Regions from separate parts of the Mus musculus genome. Here region 2 is linked to region 1. Evidence: chromatin loops called from intact Hi-C (ENCODE). Cell type or tissue: left cerebral cortex. All regions are shown on one strand. Links, peaks and the distances in the headings refer to the core of each region. The heading gives the core; the rest is flanking DNA.

Region 1 (5,373 bases), core at 291-5,290:
TCTCTCCCAGCCCCTTCTGCCTGAGTGTTTCTCCAAAGCCTTCCCCCTTTCCCATCACTGTCCTTCCTCCATCCACAGTCTTCCTCTGTCCCCTCCTCCTCCTCTACCCTCTTCCACTCTTCTCTTTTCCCCACCCTCGATCTTCCCCCACTCCTTGCTCCTCCACCCCCACCCCCAAACAGGCCAACGTGTGTTATTTTATTTGTCTAGAGAGAGCCTATTTGTTCAGTGATGTGTGGCCTCCTGGTCGCCTGCTTTAATGGGGGACGCGGAGGCTGGGTTTCTGTGAACATTAGCATACAGCTGCCGGGCTCCCGCCCCGGCCCCGCGCTTACTTTATGCCGGCCTTATCTTCACTTCTCTCAGCCAGAAAACAATCAACAGCTCCTCACACACGCGACTTTCCAGCCCTGGCCTGGCCCTGCTAAGACAGGCTCACCCAATTGCATTCTGTCTTCTCCCTCTCCTCTCTCTCTCTCCCTCTCCCTCTCCCTCTCCCTCTCCCTCTCCCTCTCCCTCTCCCTCTCCCTCTCCCTCTCCCTCTCCCTCTCCCTCTCCCTCTCCCTCTCCCTCTCTCTCTCCCTCCCTCCCTCCCTCCCTCCCTTTCTCCCCCCTTTAAGGGTAAATATTGATTGCCTGATTTTAATCCTCCAAACATATTCTCTCTCTCTCTCTCTCTCTCTCTCTCTCTCTCTCTCTCTCTCTCTCTCTCTCTCTCTCTCTCTCTCTCTCTCTCTCTCCTGTGATATTTGAGTGCGATAAAACCAAAAGGAAGGAGCCATCTGTGGCAAGGAGGAAGCTACATTTCTTATTTAAGAACTGACATCTGCGAGAAAAACATTAGAGGCATCTGTGAAGCAGTGTTTGGAAATTTAACTTTGGCGTTCCGCTTCACAATATTCTTTGGTTACAAACAATAGAATCCCCAGATCAGGTGAGGACCCTGAGATGTTCCCTTTGCATCTTTAGTGTGAGCTCTATCATCCAGAGTCCTTCCTGTGCCAGTTTCAGGCTGTGAGGGCTTCGTTTCTTAGGAAACTTGTTCTTAACGACTGCACATATATTCGAAACCCCCCTAGATTCAGGAACTTGCTTTCTAAGAGCGGGACAAGGCTTGAAATGTCACCTGACACCCTCTGTAGGCCACGATATGCTTCAGATATTCTCACACCTGTTGTGATGCCCACAGCTACCTTTTTAAAGGCAGCAAAGAAAACACTGCAGTTAGCAGATTTATGCAGGGACTTGCTGTTAAGGTTAATGTAGTCCTCTGGGGTCACTTTTGTGTAACTAGAGGCTTTATCATGGTAATAGTTGCTCACAAAAGTCATAACTGTTAAACCAGCTCCCTGACTTTGTTCTGTAACCTCTAGCCCAGCGTCCCAGGGCCTGGCACCCAAATGCTCTACATTTGCTGATGAGTTTGACCCAGGACGTCTCAGGAAAGGGACAAGGGAAGGAAGAGTGTCTGGTGCCTGAGCTGACACCCCTGAAATATGTGCTGGGTGTGAATTCTGAAGCATGGGCCAGCAGCGATTGGTTGGGCCGCATTCAAGTGCTAGTCTGTAGCAGCTGGGCCACCGCTGCCCTCCCATCACAGTCCCACGTTTGTGTAAAGCCCATGTGTAAAGGCACGAGTGACATTGACTTGCTTTTATCTGGTGCAGAAAAGACAGTGTCCTGGAACAAGTTTGTTGTGAGAAATGTCAAACAACCTGGTTGCTCTAAGTGCTCAGAAAGCTTGTGGCAGAGCGCGTAGACTTCTGGTTCCCCACCTCCCTGCCCACTTTGCCTTGTGGGGTGGGTGGGTGGGGGGTGCTGGGAGAATCTTGCCTTTGTGTGGGTGAGTGGGAAGGTGGGGGTGATAAAACCCATACTTGTGTTCATAAAAAACAATTTCAAGCCCTACTGTGGGTCGGTTGTGCCGCACTGCTTCTGTTTGTGCCTGAGTCCATATGCTTTGGGGGTGGGCAATTAAAACTTGCTTTAATTAGAAGAGAAAAGAAGGCTCCTTCCTTCCTTCCTTCCTTCCTTCCTTCCTTTCTTTTTTTTTTTTTTTCTTCTTTCTTCTTTAGATGGTTTCACTTTGCAGCCCAGACTGGCCTCAGACTCACTATATAATATAGATCACTGCTTTTGAATTCATAGCGATCCTTCTGTCTCCGCTCTGCTAGGGCTGAAGGAAAGGGAAAATGTCTGGTCTACACTGGGCATTTGAGGAACCAGTCCTGCCCTACCTCACTCCTCCAGAGAGCAGTGTCAAACAATATGAACTAGAGTAATGTCCCTCTTCATTTCAGAATTTGAGATCTGTATATTAATTTCCTGGTCTTCTATTTTTTTCTTAGCCTTTGTGTTCATGGTCAGCAAAATGAATACAAACAAACAAACAAACAAACAGGAAGGCTCTGAAAGTAGCCTCCTTGGTTTCAAAAGGTCAGGTAGGTTCCACCTGCTCCTCCTGAAGGGGGATTACAGATTTAATTTCTCCTTCTCTGTTTACCAATTTCCCATTCTGGCACATAATTTTCTTTTTATATCACCCACTATTAATCGGCACACATAGGGTTAATGGAACTGGCAGCAGAACATTCCGGGAAATCGAACAGAATCACACACAAGGTTAAAACAAAAACAAAAACAACAACAACAACAAAACAAAACAAGTTTTGCTTTGTAGGAGCTCTTTTTATCGCTAGAGTGGCTTATTCTGCTCTGAACATGCCTGTTTGTAAAGTTCCCTGGCTTAGCAGGGCCACACAGCCTAGCGCCACCTACTGGAATACACGGAAAACACGGGAGGAAAAAAGGGTATAATAGTGGGGGATGGGGGTTGGGGTGTTCTGTCAGCACTTGGCTGACAGAGAGTGGAAGTGATGCCAGCGGGGGGTGGGGCGCTGGCTACAGCTAAATGATGCCTGGCCATGCGTACATGGGCAGGTGGTACTGGTTGTAATGAAGGTAATCTAGGATGCTCTTCTCCAGCAGGCTTTTGTAGATGGAATCCTCAAAAACCCTTTGGAGGTATTTCTGGGGCTTCTCATTCAGGTTTATTTCTTCCTCCTCTAACCGGTAGGCTATCTCCTCCATGGTAGGCTTGTCTTCCTCCTGTGAATGCAGTTAAGAGACCAGAGTCAGAACTTCCTGCCACTCACTGTGGGGCAGAGGCAGCTCCCCAAGGGAGCTTTGTCTAGCTTTGTAGAAATTCTTCATAAAGGTGATGTCTTAGTCAGGGTTTCTATTCCTGCACAAACATCACGACCAAGAAGCAAGTTGGGGAGGAAAGGGTTTATTCAGCTTACACTTCCACATTGCTGTTGATCACCAAAGGAAGTCAGGACTGGAACTCAAGCAGGTCAGGAGGCAGGAGCTGATGCAAAGGCCATGGAGGGATGTTCCTTATTGGCTTGCTTCCCCTGGCTTGCTCAGCTTGCTCTCTTATAGAACCCAAGACTTCCAGCCCAGGGATGGTCCCACCCACAAGGGGCCCTCCCCCATTTATGACTATAAATGGGTTCTATTTGATCATCATGGAACAGTGAACTGGATCTTACAGCTGGATCTCATGGAGGCATTTTTCTCAACTGAAGCTCCTTTCCCTGTGATAACTCCAGCCTGTGTCAAGTTGGCATACAAAACCAGCCAGAGCAGGTGACAAAACACACACACTGCACAGTTATTCTTATCATTTCCAGTGGACAGTTAAGTACACTCACAGTGTTGCGCAACTGTCATCCCATCATCCACCTGTCTTCAGAGTTTGCATCGCAGATCACAGAAACTGTCTCTGCCAACAGGAATACACAGTCCTGAGCCCCGTCCACCCCCAGTCCCTGGCTCCTTCCTGGGGCAACTCAAGCAACTGCAGCCACACACTGTTTATGTTTTCCTGTAAGAATTCTATTTATCAGGTAGCCTGATTTTACCAAGGATAGTAATTATAAGTCCATTATGTTTGTTTGTTTTTCAGATAAAAATTATCTGCTTGCTTTAACATTTGGTCAAGAAACCTTCTAGGTGGTTTATTGCCTTGGATCTTGGCCAAGGGGTAGAGTTTAAGAACCTCAGACATTCTCAGCCCAAATTCTTATTAACATCCTTAAACACAGGACTCAGCAAGAATGAAGTAATTTGAGACTACACCTAATCCACAAAGTGTAGAGGTTTCTTACACATAGCAGGTGGTGAAGGTGCACGCCTTTAATCCCAGCACTTGGGAAGCAGAGGCAGGCACTTGTCTGCGAGTTTGAGGCCATCCTGGTCTACAGAACAAGTTCCAGGACAACCAAGGCTACACAGAGAAATCCTGTCTAAAAAAACCCAACCCAAATCAAACCAAACCAAAACACCGTTTGTTCCCAAACACACAAGTTGAAAACTGCACACACCTCCCCTGCACACCACTCAAATTCCCAGAGTGGTCCCTGCTGTGGGGTTTTGCCCATCTATAGCAGGTTTGTGACTAAGGATTTTGAGCTGGTGTGCTCTTGCCAGCACGGTGACAGTGACTACTGATCCCTCAAACCAAAGTCACAGTGTATTTACACCGACTTCCAAATAGAAATAATCATAATCATAATAATTAATAGTAATAGTTATTTGTGAGGTCCTACTGTACCATCACAGATGGAGGGCTCACACTGAGTGGAGGGACGTTATCACCTGGCTGTTTAAGCAAGACAGGACCAGGTTGGGGAGATTATAAACACAGAGTTTAGAACAGTCGGGGCAAGGCACAGAAACTGAGACTGAACGCTGAACAGTGGGTTGGGGAGAGGCAACGGATGCTCGGACCTAAGAGACGGAGCCGGAAGCATTAAGGTGCCTGCACAGCCCGTGGATATAATCTGTTGTCTACATGAAGCTGGCTCTTTCTTCAGTTGTTCTGGGGGGGGGGAGCTTCTATTTGATCATCATGGAACACTGAACTGACAGAAAGTGGGGCTTGTTACTGCACAAGGCTGCTCTACAGTGGGGAGGGCCGTAGCACCTGTGGTCTTTTCCCCTCACCCTCTGCGTACCTGCCTCAGGCTCATCTCAAAGTGTTCCATGTCCTGTGTAACCTATTGTGTCTGGCTTCTTTCACTTAGCATAATGTCTTGGCTTTTTCTAGTCTTCTGAACATTCCCTTGTTTTTAAATTTTATTTTTAACTCACGACAAGTGTATATTCATGGGGCACCGTGTGATGTTATGATGCACATATGCACTATGAGATGCAGAGGCCACGTGGCATATCCAACGCCATCTACACTCACCACCTCTGTGCTGAGAACATTTAAAACCCACCCTCATGACAAACTTGAAACAACTGGGCATTTCTATCAGTGTCAGTTACCAGGCTGTATGATAGGTGACTAAAACTTACTCCTGT
Region 2 (5,373 bases), core at 163-5,162, 200 kb before region 1:
CTTTAGTAAACACTGAGTGTGAAAACAGTGAGGCTGCTGGCATCGGAGGGGGACTCTCAGGTGAGTGGCTGCTGAGCAGTAAATGCTTGCGGATCAGCTTGTCCAGGAAAGGCATCTTCTTAGAGGTGATGAATGAGGCATTGGAAAGAATTTGCTAGGTATTTGGCTAATTGACACCAAAAAGAAATCTTTAATGTAAAAAGTTTTATTTCTTTCTCTATTTTATTTCCGTACTGTTACATTTAAGTTTTTTTTACTTGTTTTTCTGGAATATGTTCTCAGAAAAAAAAAATTCTTCCTATTAATATCTCTTCATTTGTAAAAGTTTTGTTCTTATTCAGAGTTATATTTTCATTCACTCAAATTCTTCGTGTGTGTGTGTGTGTGTGTGTGTGTGTGTGTACATGGCACCAGCAGAAATTGAGTGACTTTCTGCAGTGACTCTCAACTAGGAATGATTTGGCAACATCTGGAGACATTTTTGGTTGTCTGGTAGGTAGAAGCCAGAGATCCTACTCAATATCCTCACTGGAAGCAGCCTAGACCAGAAGATGGTCAGACCTAAGGATCTATTGTGCAGATGGGCAAATAGCCCTGTAAAGTGGAGCAGGCTGGAGCAGGTCTGTGTCTCCCTATCTCTGCCATCTTCACTGATTTTATAGCAGGGTGACTTTAAGGACAAACTGCTACTGCCATTTGATGTGACAGGTACAGTAATGAGTGCCTTCTCAGTCTGACTCCAGGTGTGCTTTATTAGTTAGTGTGATACCATTGTCCTTTGTGACTGTCCCGTGAGTAGACTAGGCTGAGAGAAGTGAGTAGCCATTCTACTTGGCTGGTAATTTGCAGCATGGTTTGTGTTCTGATGTACCTCTGAGTGGATGGCGATCTACTGCTAAGCTGCAGCTAAATGATAAGTAAGTCATTTCAGTTCTCCTTCTTGCTGGCTACAAGTTGAGGTTTTTTGTTTTTTGCTTTTCTTTTAGTTTCACTGTGTCAGTGGTTGCTAGTTTTGTTTTTATTATGGCAGAAGTCTTTGTTTTGGTTTCTAATCTGTGTGAGTCAACCCACCAGAATTGTAATAATAGAAGCAATGGTAGTAGATCTGGAGGTGTGGGAAGCAAATGGTGTTTAAATTTGGGGAGAGTCAAAATGACCCACTTCCATTAATATGAGTAGGGAGAAATCTGTGCACCTTGGGAGTAGTTGTGACAGCTGGGGAGTCCCCTCTCTTTTTCTTGAAAACAGTCCCTCCCGCTTGTCTTGCAGTGTTACTTTTTTCTCTGTTGGGACATTTATCAGTCTGTAGCATTTGCATGCTATGCAAGGGTAGATTTTTCTTTTTTCTTTTGGGAATGTTGTAATGGTTATAACTAGCAGATAGACTGTCTTCCTTTATCCCAGTATATGGGACCTAAGGGGAGGCCTTGCTGAGCTGCCTCTCTGTCTTTCCACAAGCTCCATGGAAGTTCTTCCAGTTAGGACCTGGACTAACTTACTCTCAGGAAGCAGGACCTTGTGGACATGGAGAGTGCTAAATGGAAAGCATCTCCTGGGCTTTTGTGAGATCAAGTTGGTATCACCAGTGGTATTTTTTAAACTAGGACCTTACATTCTAATTGTGCTTGTGCATCCTTGCATGAGGGATAAATGGAACATAGAATTTTTGCTTATTTAATAAGATGAAATAAGGAAGTCTGTAATTAAAGAGTGAATGAAAAGTAGACAGACATCTGGAGAAAATAGAAGTTAGCTGCAGAACATACACATTTACTTCAGTCATGCTGACTCTTCTCAGTGGGGGTAAAAGCCACGAATCCTTATGATCATTTTGCTGATGGTTTTAGTGGAGCTTTAGAAAACAGTGGGTTAGGAATGGTGTTGAGAAACTACATCCTCAAGAGACAGGAAAGTTAGTGCTTTTGATCGAGTGTTATTAGACTTCACAGAGGATAAATGAACTGAGTCTGAGGCAGAATTCTGTTCTTCAAAGTGATTTAAACAAAAATTGTGTGACATTTAAAACAGGATGCATCAAATCTAAATTTATTGCACAATTGTTTTGTAACTCAGATGTCATTTTTTTTGTTTGTTTGAAAGGAAATCCTGTGTCTTTACATTTTACATCAGTAGGAAAATCATTTTCATTAGTTAAAAAAAAAAAAGCCACTCAGATGGACACAGTAGAATGGGAGCAGCCTCAGCCCAACATGAACTTTCTTCAACAACATCGTGCCAGCAGAGGGAGCCCGAGACCCATTAGGAAGGAAAAGGTGTTAAACCATCATTCTCCTGTCCCTTGTATAGAGCTCTCGCTGAATACAGTGTAACACACAGCAAGGAATGTGGCTGTTCCTTTCCTTCCGCTTCTCTCGCCCATTCTTCCATTCCTGCCATTTCCAGTTCTTTCTGCAGGCTTGGATTTTCTCCATCTGAGAAGTCCCTCTTAACAGTTTTGCAAAAACAAAGCCTTAAAAGATGTATTAGGCCTGCCTTTTGGGAAGGCAGACAGCTGGTGGTAGCAGGCTCTGTGTCCTCCGTCTGCTGTGCTGAGGACCAGTGGGGACACTCTAATTTGGAAGCCATGGTGCTGTGGCTGTGTTGCATCCCACCAGATGGCGATGTTCTTTATCTTTACAAAGATGCTGCCAGAGTTGGCTCAGTTCTTATTTACTTCTGCTCAGAACTCAGAAACTGGCATCCACCAGTATTTGGCACCAGGCTTCAGAGAAAAGAAAAAAAACCCTCTCTTCCCTCTGTCCACAATTATTTTTGGCCAATTATTTTTCAGGAAGTTTGGAAGCTCTTGGGCTCCCTCTACTGATACAGGAATGACAAATAGAGTAGTATCATTTCACCATCTTGTGATATAGAGTAAGAAGATAACCGGAAGGCCTGGCCCTAGAGTGTAGGGACCTGGGGCTAAATATTCTAGCAGACCTGTGAAAAGAGCCTAGTCTTTGCTTTGTATGGGTAGACTGCAGTGTGTGCATAAGCCTTGTGTGACTTCTATGGAAAAATACTCAAGAGAAGGCAAAGATGACCTGAGAAAGATGAGACTGCCCCTTCATGCCATATTGGCCTGTCTTTTTTCTCAGGTTCCCATTATCATCCATCTTTAAACTATGGTCTAGTTGGAACTTTGATTCATAATGACGACTCACACAAAGCTCATAGTTTTGAGGCCTTGTAATGTACTAGTGTAGTAGAAAATGGAATTTTCATTTGGGTAGAAAAAAGCAGAGCAGCAATCATTTGTGGAAATCTCAGAGTCATCCTGTGTTCACACATCTCCTCGGCTGGAGTGAACCTTTACTGTGGCTTATATGCAGGTGGGAGGACTTCACATGGGGTGAGCATCACCCATTGGCAGTGACTCTCCATTTCAGCTGAGCAACCAGGTGACATAGTCAGTGTAGCTAATACAGACAGAGCTTGGGAGCTCTCTGTTTAAAATGTAGTAAGGCTCTAACTGATTTATTTTTTTCATTTTTGGAAAACATGGTGACATGGGATATGAAGTTGTTTTTTTCTACCTCATCAGTGAGTTTGGAGCTGAGCAGTGGCTTTGCATGCAGGATGTAGAACAAGAGGTATACATGCTTGGGGCAGCATGGGCATGACAGGCAGAGAACAGGGCTGAGATTAGCAGAGGGGAGTGTGGAGCAGGAGGAAGAAGGAAGCAGGTGCCAAGAGGATCAGTGTTGCTGAGGCTACAGAGAGTGGGAACTCCTGCACTGTGAGTAGGGATCGGTATGTGAGGTAGGGGTGACACAGTGCAGGTGAGCACAGAGTTGAGTGATGGTAGACAGTCACACCTTCATTAAAATGAGGGGCCTCTCTGACAGCCATGTAGAAAATAGCAAACAGAAGGAGCCAGTGACTAGTTATCAGACTACTCAAATGACCTAGGCAGAAGGTGATACAATCCTGGGGCTGGGAGTGGAAGGGGAGGGGGTAGGGTTCCATGACTGGTTCTAAAAGATTCAAATGAACTGTGCACTTTAGAAATGGCTACAAGGGGACCCATTCTCCAAGGGAGTAGAGGATGTAAAGTATTAGCAAGGTTATCTAATGTTGAGTGCTCATCTTTGGCTTTCCACTTTATACCATGTAGATGATGTTTGTGCTTAGTGACTAGTTCAGCTTTGTACATTGTAATCTGAGTATTAACTAGCACTTTACTTTGCACATTGTACATTATCTATTAGAAGAGCTGGTCCAGTTGGGATTCCTGTTTCCTTTCATCTTAGTTTAGTGTTGTGCTCTCCTCAAGTATTACTTATTTATCTATGCACTTCCTACACGGCTGAGTCTTTCCTTCCTGCTGGGAGATTTCAAATGACTCAGAGTTATCATTTTCTCTTGCTCCCTTCCTTCACCTGGAAAACAAAAGGTTAACTAGAATTAAGAAAAACTCCCTCACGGCGTGGAGTGTTACTGATAAGGAGCAGGAAGTTGGATGATGTGCACGCAGATCACCTTACGGTCTAGTTTCTAAAGAGAAATCTGAAACTTAGGGTTTGAAATCAGTTAAGTGTGAAATGGTCTGGATAGTCTCCACCCCCAGTCCTGGGTGTTTTGTGTTAATGCTTTCAGAAGTGGAGGAGTTCCAGCAGGCAGAGAGCACCGCCGCAGCCGACTGTGACTATCTTGTGGTAGGACAGCAGCAGGTGCCCCGGAGCAGCAGCACCTCTGACATCACTGAGCGCTTGTACTCAGACTCCTCTCAAGGTATGTATGTGGAAGCTTCGGTTGCTTGCTTAACTGGTGGATTAATTGTGAGGACAGGGTCTCCCTCTTTTTCTGTGGCAGGCCCAAGACTCAGTTTGTTGACTAGGCTGACCTCGAACTTGCAGGTCCCTCCTGTCTCTGCCTCCCAAGTACAGAGACTAATTGTGACTGAGTCCTCAGTTATTAGTACAAAGCCATAGGTTTTGTCTTGGGATGGGGATAAGCAGCAGGTAGTATTGCTTATTACATTTATTCTAAATGAGACAGAGAGAGAGAGAGAGAGAGAGAGAGAGAGAGAAGGGGAGGGAGGGAGGGAGGGAGGGAGGAAGGAAGGAAGGAAGGAAGGAAAGGAAGGAAGGAAGGAAGGAAGGAAGGAAGGAAGGTAGGTAGGTAGGTAGTAGGTGTATGTGTTGCTAGTGTGTATATGTGCGAGTCTGGAGTCCAAAGGTTGACTTGTGTTATCTTTCCTTGATGACTTCCATCGTATTCATTTATTTAGAGGTGAAACGTTTTGCTGATCTTTGAAAGCTTACCAGTGAGCTCTAAAGAAGCTCTTGTCTCTGCCCTGCCCCAGGTTACAGCCCCATGTTGCCTCATCCTGCTTTTTCCACGACTTCTGGGGATCAGAGCTCTGGTCCT

What was found. Hi-C counts contacts between places; a loop is a spot of excess contacts. Peaks named below come from ENCODE experiments on the same cell type or tissue, not always from the same donor. Only the 100,000 strongest peaks of a DNase experiment are listed, where the experiment ranks them.
Region 2: it touches region 1 in a loop (6-fold over the local background); 16 of 42 quality-filtered maps call a loop at or near these places.

Annotation. Positions count from the first base shown.
Region 1 is chr2:146,212,330-146,217,702 of GRCm38, reverse strand. It overlaps Cfap61 (cilia and flagella associated protein 61), which reads right to left. Exons shown (of 27, transcript NM_001369121.1): 27 at 2,671-3,108. The coding sequence ends at 2,908. Among named protein-coding and RNA genes, the nearest start is that of Insm1, 7.0 kb to the left of the region's middle. In left cerebral cortex, for the core only: a CTCF peak has its summit at 2,778 (motif pointing left); DNase peaks (open chromatin) are centred at 1,115, 1,572, 1,912, 2,788 and 2 more places.
Region 2 is chr2:146,412,095-146,417,467 of GRCm38, reverse strand. Ralgapa2 (Ral GTPase activating protein, alpha subunit 2 (catalytic)) reads left to right here. Exons shown (of 41, transcript NM_001033348.3): 17 at 4,600-4,734; 18 at 5,309-5,373. Among named protein-coding and RNA genes, the nearest start is that of Ralgapa2, 97 kb to the left of the region's middle. In left cerebral cortex, for the core only: CTCF peaks have their summits at 2,239 (motif pointing right) and 2,804 (motif pointing left); DNase peaks (open chromatin) are centred at 2,265 and 2,603; H3K27ac peaks cover 270 bases.